Linked DNA regions of Homo sapiens: region 1 is linked to region 2. A link is a loop called in an ENCODE intact Hi-C map of the cell type or tissue named here. Cell type or tissue: psoas muscle. All regions are shown on one strand. Each heading gives the region's core, and the rest is flanking DNA. Links, peaks and the distances in the headings are about the cores only.

Region 1 (8,666 bases), core at 293-8,292, 190 kb before region 2:
TCAAGTCCAAGCCCTCTTCCTCCCTTTCCCCTCTCCTGAGGCACCCTCACACAAGCCCACGGTTTCAGTCCACCTTCTCCATGCCCCTGGCTTCCACATGTCATCTCCAGCCCAGACCTCTACTCTGGGCACCCATGTCCCCTTGGTGTTTCTGACAGCCCAGCCCTGCAAGCCCTCCATGACCATGTTCTTCACCGTATAGCCCCATGCAGCGGAAACCCGGTCCTCTCCTCTGTTCCCTGTCCTGGTGAATGACATCACCATTGACCTATTTAAACCAGGACCTGGGGTTGCTCGTGACTTTCTCCCTGGTGTCCTGTCCGTCTTTCCCCGAACTCTTGATTTGTGCCTCCTGCTTCTTCTGGAATCCATCTGAGTCTCTTCACGTCTCACCCCACTGCAGGCCCTCATGTCTCTCTCCTCGACTAGAGCTCCCTGCCTTGGCACTGGCCTTCCTGGGGGGACCCCTGTCTATTCCCCACACGGGTCTTGCTCTGTTGGCAAAGCTGGAGTGTGGTGGGGCAATCACGGCTCACTGCAGCCCTGACCACCTGTGATCCTCCCCCCTCAGCCTCCTGAGTAGCTGTGACTACAGAGGCGTACCACCATACCTGACTATAGTGTTTTTTGTTGTAGAGACGGGGTCTATGTTGCCCAGGCTGATCTCGAACTCCTGGGCTCAAGCGATCCTCCCACCTTGGCCTCCCAGAGTGCTGACTTTACAGCCGTGAGCCACTACACCCAGCTGCCTAGACATGGAGTCATTTTTTTAAGGTGCTCCTGCTTAAAGCCCTATCGGTGATTTCCTGTTGCCCTTAGGAGGAAAGAAATCCCATCCTTCACATGGCCCCTGCCTGCCCCTCAACAGTCACATTCCCCTCACATTCCAGCCGTACCAGCCTTGATTGTTTTGTTACTGTTCATGCATGTCCTTTGACAGTAAAGGTCAAAAAGTCAAGACAGTGTCTGTCTTTGTACATACTGTAATCTCAACATGGAGCACAAAGTGGATTTCCTAAGTGAATGCTTTGGGAGCACAGCAGGAAATGTGCTACAACGCATGACACCATGTGGCGGCAACATGAGATCAGGGCCCAGAACATGAGGTGGGGACCGTGCTGGCAAGGCTCTGGGGCCCGCTGGCATGCCTTGTTAAGTAAAAATTGGGGCAGTGGTCAGAGGCTTTTAGACATTGTGTTTTAACTTATGTCGAGTGTCTTTTAACATGTAGTAAATGTAGTGAGAATAGATTGATGAAAAACAGGAAAAAAAAGTCCCCATAAGCTCACTACCTCAAATCACGTATAATTGAGTATGTGGCCAACTGTTCTTCCACCGTCCCTCCATACATATTTCTCAGTCACCTAGTTTACATCTCTGAAGTGCTTCCCAAACGGTACTGTCAGTGTTGCTTGGTGCCCCACGTGGAAAGTGTCATCGGTCACACACCTCTAGGGAACGATGCATTGCACGCAGTTCAATGCGTTTCTTTCTGCTGGACCTTTTAGAGCCTTTGGAAAAGATGGTGTGCATATATGAATAAATCTCTGAACAACAGCCTGTGCACTCTACAGAATACAGTTTAGTAACAGTGTGTGTGTGTGTAAATGCTATTCTTTTTCCCTTAATCCACTGTGATGAGGCAGTGGAAGACTCGACAATTTATAACGTCTGCATAACATTCCACCTTACGGATGTCCCATAACGTGTTGCCATGCAGACAGTGTTGTGTTGGCAAACAAGGAACAAACGGAAAGAAATAATCGAGTTTCTGGCAGAGTTGGTGATTCTGGCGAGGACTGGAGCCTGGAGAGGGGGACACCATGGTTCGACCACAATGCTGAGTCCCTGGGATGACCATGGACCCCGTTTTGGTGCTGCTGGAGGCCAGGTATCCCCTGAGATGCCTCTTAGCTCAGTGCATTCAGTTCAGTGCCCACTTTTCAAGAGACCCCATCTCACCGCTCAGCCCAGAGCAGGCCTGTGATAAAGACCTGGCGGCTGCTGCTTGTAGGCATGGGGTGAAGATCACCCACCCTCATTTCTAACGTGGAGCTTCAGGACTTTCAAGGCCCTCAGGGAAAGCTTTTCTTGTCTATTATTCCTAACCACACCCCACCCCCACCTCCACAGTAAAGTGTTCCAATTAAATCTGATACGTAGGACCTGAAGCACTTTGTCATTTTCTATGTAGTTAATAGGGAAGAACACATTCTAAAATGAAAATACCAGAGGATAATACCTGAATTGGAATCTCTTCTCACACCCTCTGAGAACTTTTCAAAGAACAAGGAGGGGCCACATGCTGTGACTCACCCCTGTAATCCCAGCCTGAGCAACATAGTGAGACCTCCATCTCTACAATATCAAAACATTAACCAGGCATGGTGGTGCCTGCCTGTGTTCCCAGCTACTCTGGAGGCTGAGGTAGGAGGATTGCTTTAACCAGTGAGGTCAAGGCTACATGAGCCATGATCACCCCACTGCACTCCAGCCTGGGCCACAGCGCAAGACCAAGTCTCCAAAGCAAAGAAACAGTCACCTATAGCTGTCAGACCTACACTGTGTTTGGGAAAGAGCAAGAACCACAAAATTCACTTAAAGGTCAGTGGGAAAATCAACATCTTAGAGCAGCAGAGTTGATGTAGAATCACTTGCCGGTGAGATGCAGGGGCAGGGGGGTACACAGCGGGAGAGGGTGGGGAGTCCCTGTGGAGGTTGTGCGTGGGGTGCAGGGGTTGGGGGGGTGCACAGTGGGAGAGGGTGGAGAGTCTCTGTGGAGGTTGTGGGTGGGGTACAGGGGGGTACACAGTGGGAGAGGGTGGGGGTCCCTGTGGAGGTTGTGGGTGGGGTGAAGGGGTGGGGGGGTGCACAATGGGAGAGGGTGGAGGGTCCCTGTGGAGGTTGTCAGGGGGGTACAGGGGTGGGGGTTGCACAGCAGGAGAGGGTGGGGAGTCCCTGTGGAGGTTGTGGGGGGGTGCAGGGGCAGGGGAGGATGCACAGTGGGAGGGGATTGAGGGGGTCCTCATGGAGGTTCTGGGTAGGGTGCAAGGGCAGGGGGCTGCACAGATGGACGGGGTGGGGAGTCCCCATGGAGGTCCTGGGTGGGATGCAGGGGCAGGGGGGCATGTGTAGCTGGAGGAGGTGAGGGTCCCCTTGGAGGTCCTGGGTGGGGTGGGGGGGGTGCACAGCTGGAGGGGATAGAAGGTCCCTGTGGAGGTCCTGGGGGGGGTGCAGGGGTGGGGGGTACACAGCGGAAAGGAATGAGGGGGTCCCCGTGGAGGTCCTGGGTGGGTGCCAGGGGCAGCCAGTGGGGGATGCACAGCCGGAGGAAATGGGTGGTCCCTGTGGAGGCGCGATGCACAGAGCAGGAGGAGGGAGCCGCCCTGAGAGGAGAAAGGCAGCCTGCTAAGCAAGAGCTACAGGAAGCACTTGGACAGGCCATCGGGCCAGAAGCACCTCGCAAGGGTGTCCGGGAGCTTTGGTGATGAAGGGCAAGAAAGAAGCAGCTAAGAGGGGGGCCTCATCACAGAGATGCTGTCAAAGATTCACCAAGCCCACCTAAAAGTATCTTTTATTACGGGAACTGCAATTCACCTTAGCAGCGCAAGAGGGCATGATTGCACTACCAAACCCAGAAAAGCACCCACGCATTCAAAAAACTGGAAGAGAAGGAAGAGAAAGGGAAAGGCAGTCAGCCGATCCGCTGCTGCACTGTTAGCAGGTGAGAGTCGGGTGATTTTATTGCAGCTGACAGTGCTCAATGATAGCACAAGGCCAGTTAGGAAAAGCGGGCACCGTGGGCATTAGCAGAAGTCACTATTACCAAGGCAGCCCTTGTGATGGCTCATTTTAGCAGTCAGCTTGACTAGGCTAAGGGATGTCCAGGGAGCAGGGAGAACGTGATTTCTCGTGTTTCTGTGGGGGGGTTCTGGAAGAGATGAGCACTTGACCCAGTGGACTGACTGAGGGCCACCCGCGCCAGTGTGAGCAAGCCTGCTTCAATCTGCTGAGGCCCAGATACAACCAACAGGAGGAAGGAGGGGAAATTTGTTCTATGCTTGACCTGGGACATCCACCTTCTCCTGCCCTTGCGTATGAGAACTCCAGGTTCTTGGGCCTCTGGACCCCATGTCTTAAACCAGAAGCCCCCAGGTTCTCAGGCCTGTGGCCTGGGACTGAGAGGGACACCACCAGCTGTTCTGGTTCTTAGGCCTTTGGACTCGAACTGAATTGCACCATGGGCTTTCCGGTTTTCCAGCTTGCCACTGGCATATCCTGGGGCTTCCTGGCCTCCTGAAGGGCATGAACCAATCAATTCCCACAATAAATCCCCTCATGAGTGTGTGAGTGTGTGTGTTTGTCCTATTTGTTCAGTTTTCTCTGGAGAACACTGACTAATACAGCTCCAGAACAAAAATAAAGCCTTCCTAAATACAGAAAAAAAAAAATAACCAAGCCAAAAAGGGAGAGTGGAACAGACCAGTCTTCAGAATGAAAGCCACACGAGGACGCCATACTCCACATAGTGAATTCACAACGGCAAACAACCTTCCAGAACAAACCAAAGACACCAGCTACATCAAAATGCAAGTATACCTAGCTCCCCTGCTAAGAGAAAGGTCTTTGAAGACCTTGTATCCATAAGCTACCGCCACCCTAGTTCTCTGGCAACCCCAAAGTGTGCAGGAAACAAGCACTGATTTCTCAGCCCCCATCTGCAGATGCACGGGGTTCCCCTGGTCTAGAACTGGGTCAGTCTGAGCCATAGGGGGTCTAGGACTGCTCCACATATCCCTCATTCTCCTGACCCCACCGGTCGAGGCCTGTCCTGGTCATGGCAATAGGCTGGAGTGCAGGAGCATGAGCCTGGCCCCAAGCACATAGCACACCTTTGCTCACGCCAGGTGCACCACAATCCCATTGACCACTTTGCTCCATGCCCAGCCCAGCGTCAGAGGGTGGAGAAGTGTTCCCTGCCATAAAGTGAGTCATAGCTAGGGTATAGACTACAAATACATTCCATCTACCCCAGACCACAAAGCAAAACCCACCAACTCTCTGCCAATACTCTAGAGGGACACCTAAGACAAAAATTCAGAAAGGCTAAAGGCTACCCATAAAGACGTGCATGGAGGGGTACAAGCTATGAAGCCAAATTAGACGAGGAAGCAAGTTACAGTCTTGATGTGTGACAGGGTAGAAATCAGCCTTAAAAACAATGCATGAGAAAGTGACTTGATAATGCTAGAAGCTGCAATTCCCAATGTAGACATGACAGGAGTATCTATGCACCACATAAAACAGCAGTCTTCAAAAAACGGAAACTGCAGGATAGGTAGGAATAAAAAAACACATTCATAAAGGTTAACATTGCCACTCTGAATCCAAGACAGGTTAAGAGGCCAAAATGAAATTATCTAGAAGCCTTCAGTTTCTCATGGATATGATACCAAGCATTGCGCTTCAATAACAGAGAAAACACCTTTCCAACCTCCCTTGAAACGTTTATGGAAACTTGCCACATATTAAGACACAAAGGAAACTTCAGTAATTCCACAAAGCAGAGAGAATCTAAACATATTCTCTAATCACAGTACAGTAAAACTAGAAATTAAAGACTCAAAAATTCCCTACTGGAAATGTTACTAACTCTATTAAATTACTCTTGGGTCAGAGGACAAATACAAACCACAACCATAGAATTTGTTCAAAATGGTAACACCTTGTATCAGAATCCATGATGCAATTAAAGCAATGAGGCAAAGAAAATTACATCCAAAATGAAAAAGAAACATCAAATGCAAAATTAGGAAAAGATTAAAGTAAACAAAGGAGAAACAGTTGCAAAATAACAAGCAAGGCTGGGTGTGGCAGCTAATGCCTGTAATCTCAGCACTTTGAGAGGCTGAGGCAGGCACACTGCTTTGAGACCAGGAGTTCGAGACCAGCTTGGCCAACATGGTGAAACCCCATCTCTGCTAAAACTACAAAAATTAGCCGGGCATGGTGGCTCACACCTGTGATCCCAGCTACTTGGGAAGCTGAGGCAGGAGAATCGATTGAACCTGGGAGGTGGAGGTTGCAGTGAGCTGAGATAGCACCACTGCACTTCAGCCTGGGAGACAGAGTGAGACTCCTCCTCAAAAAAAAAAAAAAAAAAAAAAAAAATCAGAACAAAGAAATAGTAAAGCTTATGAACAAAAAGCTGGTCTTGGAAAAGAAAAAAGAAAGTAGACAAACCTCTAGCTAACCAAATCAAGGTGACAAGAAAACGAAACACCAAAAATGAGAAACCAACACAGGACTGAATATTGAAGTGGAAAAAATGTTTAGAGTGATGATACTTTGAACGACTTTATGCAAATAAATTTGAAATGAATAATTAGCCAAAAGTGACTCAGGAGAAAAAGAAATCTTAAACAAATTCCCATGAGAGAAATAGAAAATGTAATTAACGGCTTAACTAGCCCATTTTGTTTCACAGGGAATTCTTCTGACCTTCACAACCAGATAATCTCACTGTTACAACTGTTTCTGATCACAGCAAAGGAAGGAAAACTTCCCAATGCTTTTTCTTGTCTTTTCTTTTTTGAGACGGAGATTCACTCGTCACCCAGGCTGGAGTGCAATGGTGCCATCTCAGCTCACCGCAACCTCCACCTCCCCAGTTCAAGTGATCCTCCTGCCTCAGCCTCCCCAGTAGCTGGGATTACAGGCATGCACCACCATACCCAGCTAATTTTGTATTTTTAGTAGACACAGGTTTTCTCCATGTTGGTAGGGCTGATCTCAAACTGGCGACCTCAGGTGATCTGCCCACCTCGGCCTCCCAAAGTGCTGGGATTACAAAGGTGAGCCACTGCACCTGCCTCCCAATGCTTTTTATGCAGTGATTTTGGCACTGTTTTCTAGACCTGATAAAAGTTACATAAATACAAAGCTGCATGTCACCAATAGAAAATTGTGAATCACATATCACACATATCAAACATCTAGTAGCATATTCCATATAAACTAATATACCTCATGACCAAATAGCATTTTACATCAGTAATGCAAGAACTGTTCAATATTAGGAAATCCATCATCTTAACTAAGATAAGAAAAACCAAGTGATCATTTCCCTGGCTGACAAAAGGGCTTCAACAAAATCCAGAACGAATTCCTGGTATATAAAACACTTAAATAAGTGGATACTTTTTTGGGAATGATAGAGTATACCTGAGTTCAAAAGCCAGAATTTAATTGAATGGAGAAACAGTGAATGCATTCTGTGCAAATCAGGGAAAAGACATGGTAAGCATCTTCACTTCTCTGTGACACTGTGTTGAAGGGTTCAGCCAATGCAATCAGATGCAGTTAGAGGCATCTGAATCAGAAAGGAAGAGGTGAATTTTTTTTTCTTTTTTTTTTTTTTTGAGACAAGAGTCTTGCCCTCTCACCCAGGCTGGAGTTCAGTGGTGCAGTCACAGCTCACGGCAGCTTCAACCTCCTGGGCTCAAGTGTTTCTCCCGCCTCATTCAGCCCAGTAGCTGGGACTACAGGTGTGCACCACCACCCCCGGCTAATTTTTATTTTTAGTAGAGATGAGGTCTCGCTATGTTGCCCAGGCTGGTCTCAAACTCCTAAGCTCAAGCGATCCTCCCACCTCAGCCTCCCAAAGTGCTAGGATTACAGGAATAAGCTACTGTGCCCCACCAAAGAGGCAAATTATTTCTATTTGCAGATGATACAACAGCATTTCTGGAAATCCCAAGAAATCAATGAAAAAGTTAAGGCACAATGAGGAAACTCAGCAAGATGACTGAAAAGCAAATTAATGTATATGAATCAATAGACATTAATAAGTTTAAAAGAATAATAAAAGGAAAAAAGAATGCATGTACAAGATAAAATTTTTACAAAAGATATATAGGAGCTGGGCATGGCGACACACCATAATCCTAGCACTTTGGGAGGCTGAGGCAGGAGCATCACTTGAGTCTAGGAATTTGGGGCCAGCCTGGGCAACATAGGGAGACCTCATCTCTCCTAAAAATAAAAAACATTAGCTGGACATGGTGGCTCACGGCTGTAGTCCCAACTACCTGGGGGGCTGAGGCAAGAGAATAGCTCGAGGCCAGGAGGTTAAGACTGCAGTGAACCATGATTGCACCACTGCACTCCAGCCTGGGTGACAGAGAGACCATGTCTCAAAAAAAGGAAAAAGATAACTAGGAATAACTTCAAAAAATAATGACAAGTGAGGAAAAGATTAAAACACTGAGAAATATACCGAGTTTTAAGATAACACAATTTAACATACAGATGTCAATACTTCTCAGTTTTTTTAAAAAAATGGAGCTAGTCAAGATTATTTTCAATTCCAGTTTTGACAAGGCAAGACTCTCCAGGAAAATCAGTCTTTTTTGTTTGTTTTTAGAGTTAGTGGTACATCCAGACATCACTGCAGCACACTAGAAAGCTTCTGTCATTAAACCTGCAGTATTGGTATGTGCGGATTCAGACGAGCTGAACAGAATGGAAAGTCCAGAAACAGACTCCATAAAATGGAAACTTAGGATACAGTGAAGATGGCGTGACAAATCACTGGAGAAACGGCAGACCCCTAAATAAAAGGGGTGTCAGTTACCTTTTGCTACAAAGCCAAACACCGCAAAACT
Region 2 (8,666 bases), core at 525-8,524:
TTTCTTAGGAACATGGAAGGCTGACAACTTTGAACAGATCTCAAGGCAGAAAAGAGCTCTCTGGCACAGTCAGGCTGTAGTACAAGCAGCTCAGCCTCTGGGGCCACATAACCTGGAAGAACCTGGGCTATTAGAGGTATCTGTGGTGGGAAGAGATGCCATATATTTATGGCAAGCCCCAATGAGAGAATCACCACGTAGATCCCTCAAGTTCCAGAGCAAAGCCATTCAGTCTGCAGCAGAGAATTATTGCCATTTGACAAATTACCTGTGGGTGGCCCTCGTAGAGATAGAGGGCTTGACCATTGGACATTAAGTGACCCTTGCAGCCAGAACTGTCCATCCCAAGCTGGGATCTGTCAGAGCTACCAAATGACAAGGTCAGATGGGCTTGACAGCAATCCATAGTAAGGTGGAACATCTGGGATCAGGCACAAGCAGGGCCAGAGAGCACGAGTAAGCTGCACAAGATCCCCATGGTGGCCAAGACCCCCATGTCATCCCCCAGTGTGACACCTGCATGCCTCCTTCGGCTCACCCTGGCAGCTGCTTTTGGGCTCCCTTATGACCAGCCAGCAAACAGGAAAAAGGCCAAGCTTGATCCACAGGTGGGTGCATTCAGCATGGCAGTGCAAGTTGAAAACAGAGAACAACTGCACTGCAGCCTCACTCAGCAGGGACCCTTAAAGACACTAATGAGAAGGAATCTTCCCAACAGGCCGAACTTTGGGCAGTGCACATGCTCAACCACTTCGTGGCCAAGAGAAATAACCTGAGGTAAGTTACAGACATATGGGCAGTGGCAAAATTAGGAAGGATAAATATAGGAAGATTAGAGACAAGGAGGTCTGGGACACAGGGATGTGTGGACCCATGGGAACTGGCACAAAGTGTGAAAATCTTTGCATCTTATGCTCCTGTCCCCCAGACAGCATCTACCGTGGAGAAGTTACCATGTAACAAAATAGGCAGAGAGACTCAGTCCATTCAGCAGTCAGCCTCTGTCACTGGCCACCCCAGTTCTGGCACAATGGGTTTACAAATGGAGAAGCTATGTGGCGGGGTTAGAGGTTCTGCATTCACTAAGAATGCTCTAGCTACTGTCACTGTTGAATGTCCAATCTTCCAGCAACAAAGATTAACATAGAGCCCTCTTCATCCTTCATGTGATGTATGAGAAAAAATAATTAAAAAAAAAAAAACCTCAACATGACAACCATCCTTCAAGGAGCCCCATCAGCCCCTTGGTGGCAAGCTAGTTACATCAGACCTCTTCTACCTGGAAGGGGAAGCAATTCATGTTGACTGCAACTGACACATCTTTTGGGTGTGTGTTACATTTCCTGGCTACAACGCCTCGGCCGATCTAAGGACTTGCAAAGCACTGATCCACTAACATTTGGTCTCAGATAATATCACATTAGACCAAGAGTCTCAGATAACTCCCATTAGACCAAGAGACAGCAAAGGTGGTACAGCCTTGCTTATGACTGTGACATCCACTGGACTTACCACATACCACCTTGCCCAGAAGCAGCTGGCCTCAATGACCCTGGAGGACTTTGGTGCTGTTGCCTACATCCAAACAGTCAAACTGGGCCCCAGAGGAACAATAGACTGGGTCTTTCCCAGCCCCAAACTGGAAATATCATTTCACGTCTCCCTGTAGACCTGTAAAAGGCAGGCACTTGAGCTCTTAATTCTTTCCCATTTGAGTCCTTTCTCTCTTCCACACCTGCAATAAGTTCTGCCTGAAAGCTATTTTTGTACCACAGCACTCCCTGGAGTATGGTTCACCCAGTGCTGCTTCCCACAGGAGTCGCTGATCTGCCTTGAGGCTTTCTTGGTCAGTGCCTGGCAAGGCTCCAGCCCCACTGGACCAAAGATTCTGTCATCCCTTCCCCTTCCCAACTCTGAGCAGATCCACGCCAGCTTTCTAGAGTCATGGGCAAGGAATTCTGGCAGAAGGCAGACTAACGTTCAACTTCTATTCTTCTCCCAGGTGCATTTTTAACTCTTTTCTATCCAACAGTGTCTGGAAAATTCTATCTCCAAAAGACATGATCAGCAGAATGCAGATGAATGTCTCCTCTCAGTAACAATCACCTTCCTATTGTCTCCTAGCTGGATTTGGCTTTCCCTAGAGGTTGCAGTGATGTCATGTTGGAGGGGACTACAGCACTTAGGCCACCCTAGAGTGGGCTGTAAGGCCCCTACGGCTCTGGATGCCTTGACTTGTTCTCTGCTAAGACCGTGTTCTCATGGGCAGCAAGCGGGATTGCAGGTGAGGGAAATAGTCAGGAGCCTGAAAACCTTCCTTTCTCCCTCCCAAGACCCTTCCTTTAACTGCTTTGTGGCTGCTGCTGTGATTTGAGTTGATAGATTAAAGAATTTCTATATTAAAGATGTTTGGCAAGTCTAAAAATTTAAAAAGCACTTTAGTGGCCGGGTGCAGTGGCTCACACCTGTAATCCCAGCACTTTGGGAGACCAAGGCAGGCAGATCACTCGAGCCCAGGAGTTCAAGACCAGCCTGGGCAACATGGTGAAACCCCGTCTCTACTAAAAATACAAAAAGCTACTACAGGTGAAGTAACACACACCTGTGGTCCCACCTACTTGGGAGGCTGAGGCACAGGAATCATTTGAACCTGGGAGGCAGAGGTTGCAGTGAGCCAAGATCATGCCACTGCACTCCAGCAAGAGTGAGACTCTGTCGCCCCCAAAAAATTAATAAAATAAAATAAAATAAATAAAAAGCACTTTAGTTAGAAAAAAAGAAATGCAGCCAAGGCATCAATCTGGAAATGACACTGCAAGGATACAGCACCATCCCCCAGGATGCAGTATTCACCCTGAATCAACAGCCATTTATGAGTTGTTGATTAAGAGCTCAAGTGCCTGCTCTTTGCAGGCCTGTAGAGAGACATCAGATGGTATTTCCAGGTTGGGGCTGGGGCTGTCTTGTCGAAGTAGAATAAATGGATCTGGGAATCCGGGGGTGGAAGTATGAGTGGCTGCTCTCACTGTACTCCCAGTGAGCTGCTGGGAGAAATCAGTCCTTTCATCTGTACAGCTCTAGGCTCTATAGGTCTAGAAGTCCTCATTCCCAGCAGGAGGATGCTTCCCCCAGGAGGCCAATAAAATTTGTCTTATCAAACCAGCTGCCACCTGGTCACTTCAGGCTCCTTACACCAACAGACCAGCAGGCAAAAAAAGGAGTCATGTTCTTGGCAGGTTAAATGATCACCAGGAGGAGGCAGGGCTGCTGTTGCACAACAGGATGGGGAGGGACTCATCTAACACTCCAGCAGATCTATTGCGGTGATTCTTGGTTCTTCTCTGACCAACTTTGATGGTTAATAGACAGATGCGGCAACCATGACCTGAGACAAGCATGGTGACCATGGTCTCAAACCTCTCAGGGCCATCTCACTAGGTAAGCCACCTAGACCAGCAGAGACGCTGGCCGAGGGTGAGGGGATCTAGAATGCACAGGAGAGGAGGGAGAAGAAGACTATCAGCTGTGCCCTGAGACCAGCTGCAGCGTGACAGCTGCCATTCATTCCACTAACCTTCTCAAACTTCCCCAGAAAAAGAGATGAAAAAAGAAAAGAAAATGGCCAGGTGTAATGGCTCACACCTGTTATCCTAACACTTTTGGAGGCAAAGATGGGAGGATTACTTGAACTCAGGAGTTTTCAACCAGCCTGGACAATATAGCAAGATCCTGTCTCTATAAAAATTAGCCGGGTATGGTGGTGCACACCTGTAGTCCCAGCTACTTGGGAGGCTGAGGTGGGAGAATCACTTGAGCCCAGGAGGTCGAGGTTGCAGTGAGCCATGGTTGCCACTGCAACTCCAGCCTGGGCAAAAGAGTGAGACCTTATTAGAAAGGAAAAGAAAGGGGAAAGGGAAAAGAAAGAAAAAAGGAGAGAAAGAAAAGAGGGAGAAAGAAAAGAGAGAGAAAAAAGAGAAATAAAAAGAAAGAAAGAAAGGGGAAGAAAAAGAAGGAAAGAAAGAGAAAAAGAGATGAAGCAGAATCCTGGAGAAGCTGTTCTCAGATGGGTTTAGCTTATTTTATGAAGCAGGGGGATCCATGTGGTGCAGGACTGTAGTGGATGCTGTGATGTGTTAGATCTCCCTCTTCAGGACCAAGGCACTCACTCACTTCCCAGGTGGCAGGAGAGCCCTCTAGTGGAAAAGGTTGCAACCACTCTTTGGGTGCAGTTCCAGCCAATGACTGATCAACAGAGGAGTATAAAGGCATGATGCCCTTCTGTCAGTTCAGGACAACTGTGAAGGGCCATCCCAGTTTCAGAGCTCCCAGTGACAGAGGTCTCTGTTACAACTCTAGCACAGTTCATCCTCTCCCTATGGGAAATCCTGATTCCTCACTACCTCATAGGTGCTATTTCTAAGGGCATTCCCCATAAAACCTCTGCATGCCAACACCCTCCTCAGTTTCTCAGGAAACCTGGCTTAACACACTATGCACATCCTCAACCACACTAGTTAATGTCAAACTGTTCCCAAGATGGTTATATCAACTTGCATTCCTACCAACAGCACCTGAGAGTTCCACTTGCTTAATACCCCTGCCAAATTCTAGTATCATTAGGTTTTTTATTTTTAGCCAATTTAGTGGGCGTAAAATGAAAGCTCATTGTGGTTTTAATTCACATTTCTCTGGTGACTATTGAGGTTTGGCCCCTTTTCAAGGGTTTGTTGGCCATCTGGATTCCCTCTTTGGAAATAGCCCCAGCTCTTCTGCTGGCCCCATTTTATGGGCTCACTCATTTCATGCTGCCTAATAAGGGAGTGAGTGCTCACTTTAGTGAGCCCCAGAAAACTGGAATGGCTTTCCTGAAGGCCACCAACCTCGATGGATCCTTTGGTCCTATCTGTCTGTCTGTCTGTCTGTCTATTTATTTTTGAGACAGGGTCTTACCATGTTGCTGGTCTCGAACTCCTGGGCTCCAGTGATCCCCCTGCCTCAGCCTCCCAAAGTGTTGGGATTACAGGTGTGAGCCACTGCACCTGGCCCTCAGTTCTCTTCTGACTTGACCTCTGAGCAGTGTAAGATGTCATTGACTGCTCTCTTCTATCATCCTCTTTTCATGTCTTCCCTGACATTGCACAATCCTCATTTTTTATCCTACCTCTCTGGTTGTCCCTTCTCTGTCTCCTTTGCAGGCTTGACTGTTAAATGCTTGGGTTCCTCAGAGCTCAGTCCTTGGCCCTCTTCTTATCTCACCCCGGCCTTTCGCTCTGGGCAACTTCACCCTCAGCTACAGTTCCCAGCTTTGTACGCTGACGGTTCTCACATTCCTCTCCTTTGACACTTCCATGTGAATGTCCCAAAGCCTCTCAACCTCTATATATCCAGAATAGAAATCAAGCCTTTCCCCCCAAAACATGGTTGTTGTCTAGCCATCCCTGTTTCAGCAAAGGTCTCACAATCCTTCCAATTCCGAATGTCACAAACCCAGGAATCCCTGTCTCTTACCCCATATCTAAGCCTTCAGGACCAGTGTTAGTTATCTTCAGTTCACCCCTCCAGATCCACTCCTCACCCTTCTCCATTCCACTCTCTGCTTCTGGAGGATGATTATAAGCACACTTTTCCTGGGCTTCTTGTTCTTTAATTTCTGATTGGATTTGGCCAATGGCATTTTAGCTGTTTACTGCTGTATAACAAACTATCCCAAAACTGAGTGGCTTTAAAATATCACCATTGACTGGGCACGGTTGCTCACACCTGTAATCTCAGCACTTGGGGAGGCCAAGGTGGGTGGATCACTTGAGGTCAGTAGTTCAAAACCAGCTTGGCCAACATGGTGAAACCCTGTCTCTACTAAAAATACAAAAATCAGGCCAGGTGCAGTGGCTCACACATGTAATCCTAGCACTTTGGGAGGCCAAGGCAGGCGGATCACGAGGTCAGGAGATCGAGACCATCCTGGCTAACACGTTGAAACCCCGTCTGTACTAAAAATACAAAAAATTAGCCAGGCGTGGCAGCGGGCACCTGTAGTCCCAGCTACAGGGGAGGCTGAGGCAGGAGAATGGTGTGAGCCCGGGTGGCAGAGATTGCAGTGAGCCGAGATTGAGCCACTGCACTCCAGTCTGGGCGACAGAGCAAGACTCTGTCTCAAAAAAAAAAAAAAAAAAAAAAAATTACAGGTGGCAGGCACCTGTAACCCAAGCTACTTGGGAGGCTGAGGCAGGAGAATTGCTTAAACCCAGGAGGCAGAGCTTTCAGTGAGCCAAGATCACACCACTGCTCTCCAGCCTGGATGAAAGAGTGAGACTCTGTCTCAAATCAAACAAACAACAACAACAACAACAAAAAACCACACACACTAAAAAATATACCACCATTGTATTCTCTTCTCATGACTCTGTGGGTTGACTCAGGTAATCTGAGGTCAGTTCTGCTCTACACGATATCATCCAGGGACTCAACTCTGCTAGAACATCCAAGATGGCATTCTCATGTCTGGCAGGTTGGTGGGGTGGCTAGAGGTGTGAACTCAGCCAGACCAGAAAGGCTGCACCTGTCTTTTTCCAGGTGGTTTCAGGGCTTCTCCCCTACCCAAGGCCTTTCCATGTGGTCTTATGAGCACAAGGTAAACAGGCTTCTTATATGGTCGCTCAGGGTCTTCCAAACAGCAAAGGCTGACACTAGCAGGCCACCTTAATTCTTAGGTCCAGAGCTGGCATGGCATCCATCACATCTGCTGCCTTCTGTTGGTTAAAGTAGGTCACAGAACCAGCCCAGATATGATGTGGGAGTGGACTGCACAAAGGCATGCACATAGGGAGGCATGAGTCATTGGGCCATCTTTGGAGACCAGTCACCATAGTCTACTACCTGGTCCCCAAAGCCTCTCTCACATGCAAAATGAACTTCCCTTTACCTCCCGTAACTCCCAGAGTCTCACCCCAATTCAGCCTCAGGCCTAGGCTTGAAGTCAAGTTACTCATCAACTAAATCTCAGCCAGTTGTTGCTGAGGCCTTTGGGTGTGGTTCCTCCTGCTCTGAAGACCTGTGAACTAAAGAGACAACAAGTTCTCTCCCCCTATAGACCCAACGTAGAATGGCAAAACAGGAACTCAGGCGCCACAATACACGCTCCCATTCAAAAACACGAGACCTAGGGTAGTCACAGGTCCGTGGCCATTCTGAAATTCCACGGGATACAATCCTCCCTGCTCCAAGGGTAGAAAACATTGATGAAAGCCCCGGGTCAGCTTCCTGGGAATGGTCCTCTTAGGCTCTTGGCTCCACCCTCTGAATCATCCTTCTTTTCCATAAGGTATGACCATGTTTGCTGGCTTCCTGCACTTAGGGAGCTGGGGCCACAAAGGCTACCTTTTGTTTTAAAATGACTCTGTTCCACCGGGCATGGTGGCTCACGCCTGTAATCCCAGCACTTTGGGAGGCCGAGGTAGGCGGATCATGAGGTCAGGAGTTTGAGACCAGCCTGACCAATATGGCGAAACCCCCATCTTTACTAAAAATACAAAAATTAGCCAGGCTTGATGGCATGCACCTGTAGTCCCAGCTATGCGGGAGGCTGAGGCAGAAGAATTGCTTGAACCTGGAAAGTGGAGGTTGCAGTGAGCAGAGATCCTGCTACTGCACTCCAGCCTGGGCAAGAGAGTGAGACTCTATCTCAAAAGAAAAAAAAAAGTCTCCATTCCTTTCAGTCAAGCAAGTACAATTAAAAATGTTGTGTTTCCTGTGTATCTGATTACAATCCACTGCATTAGACAAAAGCCACCCTTAGTTTCTTTCGGAGACAAGCCTTTTCTGCTTTGGACCCTGCATCTACTGCTGAGGAACAATGCCCTAAAGATTCTTAGAGGCCTTTTTATCTAGCTGAGAGGATCCACCTGGCAAATGCTTAAATCTTTCTGAAATATCAACAAAAGGGTCTTATAGCTGTGTCACTGATTTGGTCTTGACCCGGAGGCCACGTTTTACTAGAAGTTCCCTGGATTTGATCTTTAGCACCAGGTTTCTCCCCTACCTCCACATTTTTTTAACTTTTTTTTTTGAAACAGGATCTCACTCTGTCCCTGCCAGGCTGGAGTGAAATGGTGCAACTGAGGGCTCTCTGTAACCTCAAACTCCTGGCCTCAGGCGATCCTTCCACCTAGGCCTCTCAAACTGCTAGGATTACAGGCATGAGCCATCACATCTGGTCATCCCTTCAGGTTTTTGTTTTCTGGGAGAATTTTTACTGGGCTGTTAAGGTTAGGAACAAGAAACAGTTGTTTTTTCCAATCCAGCAAGTTTCTAGTGGGGCTAGAAACTTTTTCTTTAGGTTCTGCTTGGATCCTGAACAATTCCTTCTTCAATTCATCTGTCTATCCATACCTCCTGCTATGCAGTTAAAATGAACCAGTTGGCCGGGCGCAGTGGCTCACGCCTGTAATCCCAGCACTTTGATAGGCTAAGGTGGGCGGATCACCTGAGGTCACGAGTTCGAGACCAGCCTGACCAACGTGGCAAAACCCCATCTCTACTAAAAATACAAAATTAGCCGGGTGTGGTGGCGCATGCCTGTAATCCCAGCTACTCGGGAGGCTGACGCAGGAGAATTGCTTGAACCAGGGAGGCAGAGGTTGCGGTAAGCTGAGATCGCACCATTGCAC

Evidence for each region. Peaks named below come from ENCODE experiments on the same cell type or tissue, not always from the same donor. Only the 100,000 strongest peaks of a DNase experiment are listed, where the experiment ranks them.
Region 1: a loop joins it to region 2, with 4 times the contacts of the local background. A loop is called at or near these places in 19 of 110 quality-filtered maps.

Annotation. Positions count from the first base shown.
Region 1 is chr3:12,887,109-12,895,774 of GRCh38, reverse strand. All of the region lies in intron 4 of LOC105376956 (a long non-coding RNA gene), which reads right to left. Among named protein-coding and RNA genes, the nearest start is that of LINC02022, 6.2 kb to the right of the region's middle. In psoas muscle, for the core only: a CTCF peak has its summit at 3,601; DNase peaks (open chromatin) are centred at 3,352 and 3,629; H3K4me3 peaks cover 500 bases; H3K27ac peaks cover 440 bases.
Region 2 is chr3:12,702,183-12,710,848 of GRCh38, reverse strand. No RefSeq gene overlaps it. Among named protein-coding and RNA genes, the nearest start is that of RAF1, 42 kb to the right of the region's middle. In psoas muscle, for the core only: CTCF peaks have their summits at 1,809 and 4,200 (motif pointing left); DNase peaks (open chromatin) are centred at 1,848 and 4,198; H3K27ac peaks cover 1,996 bases.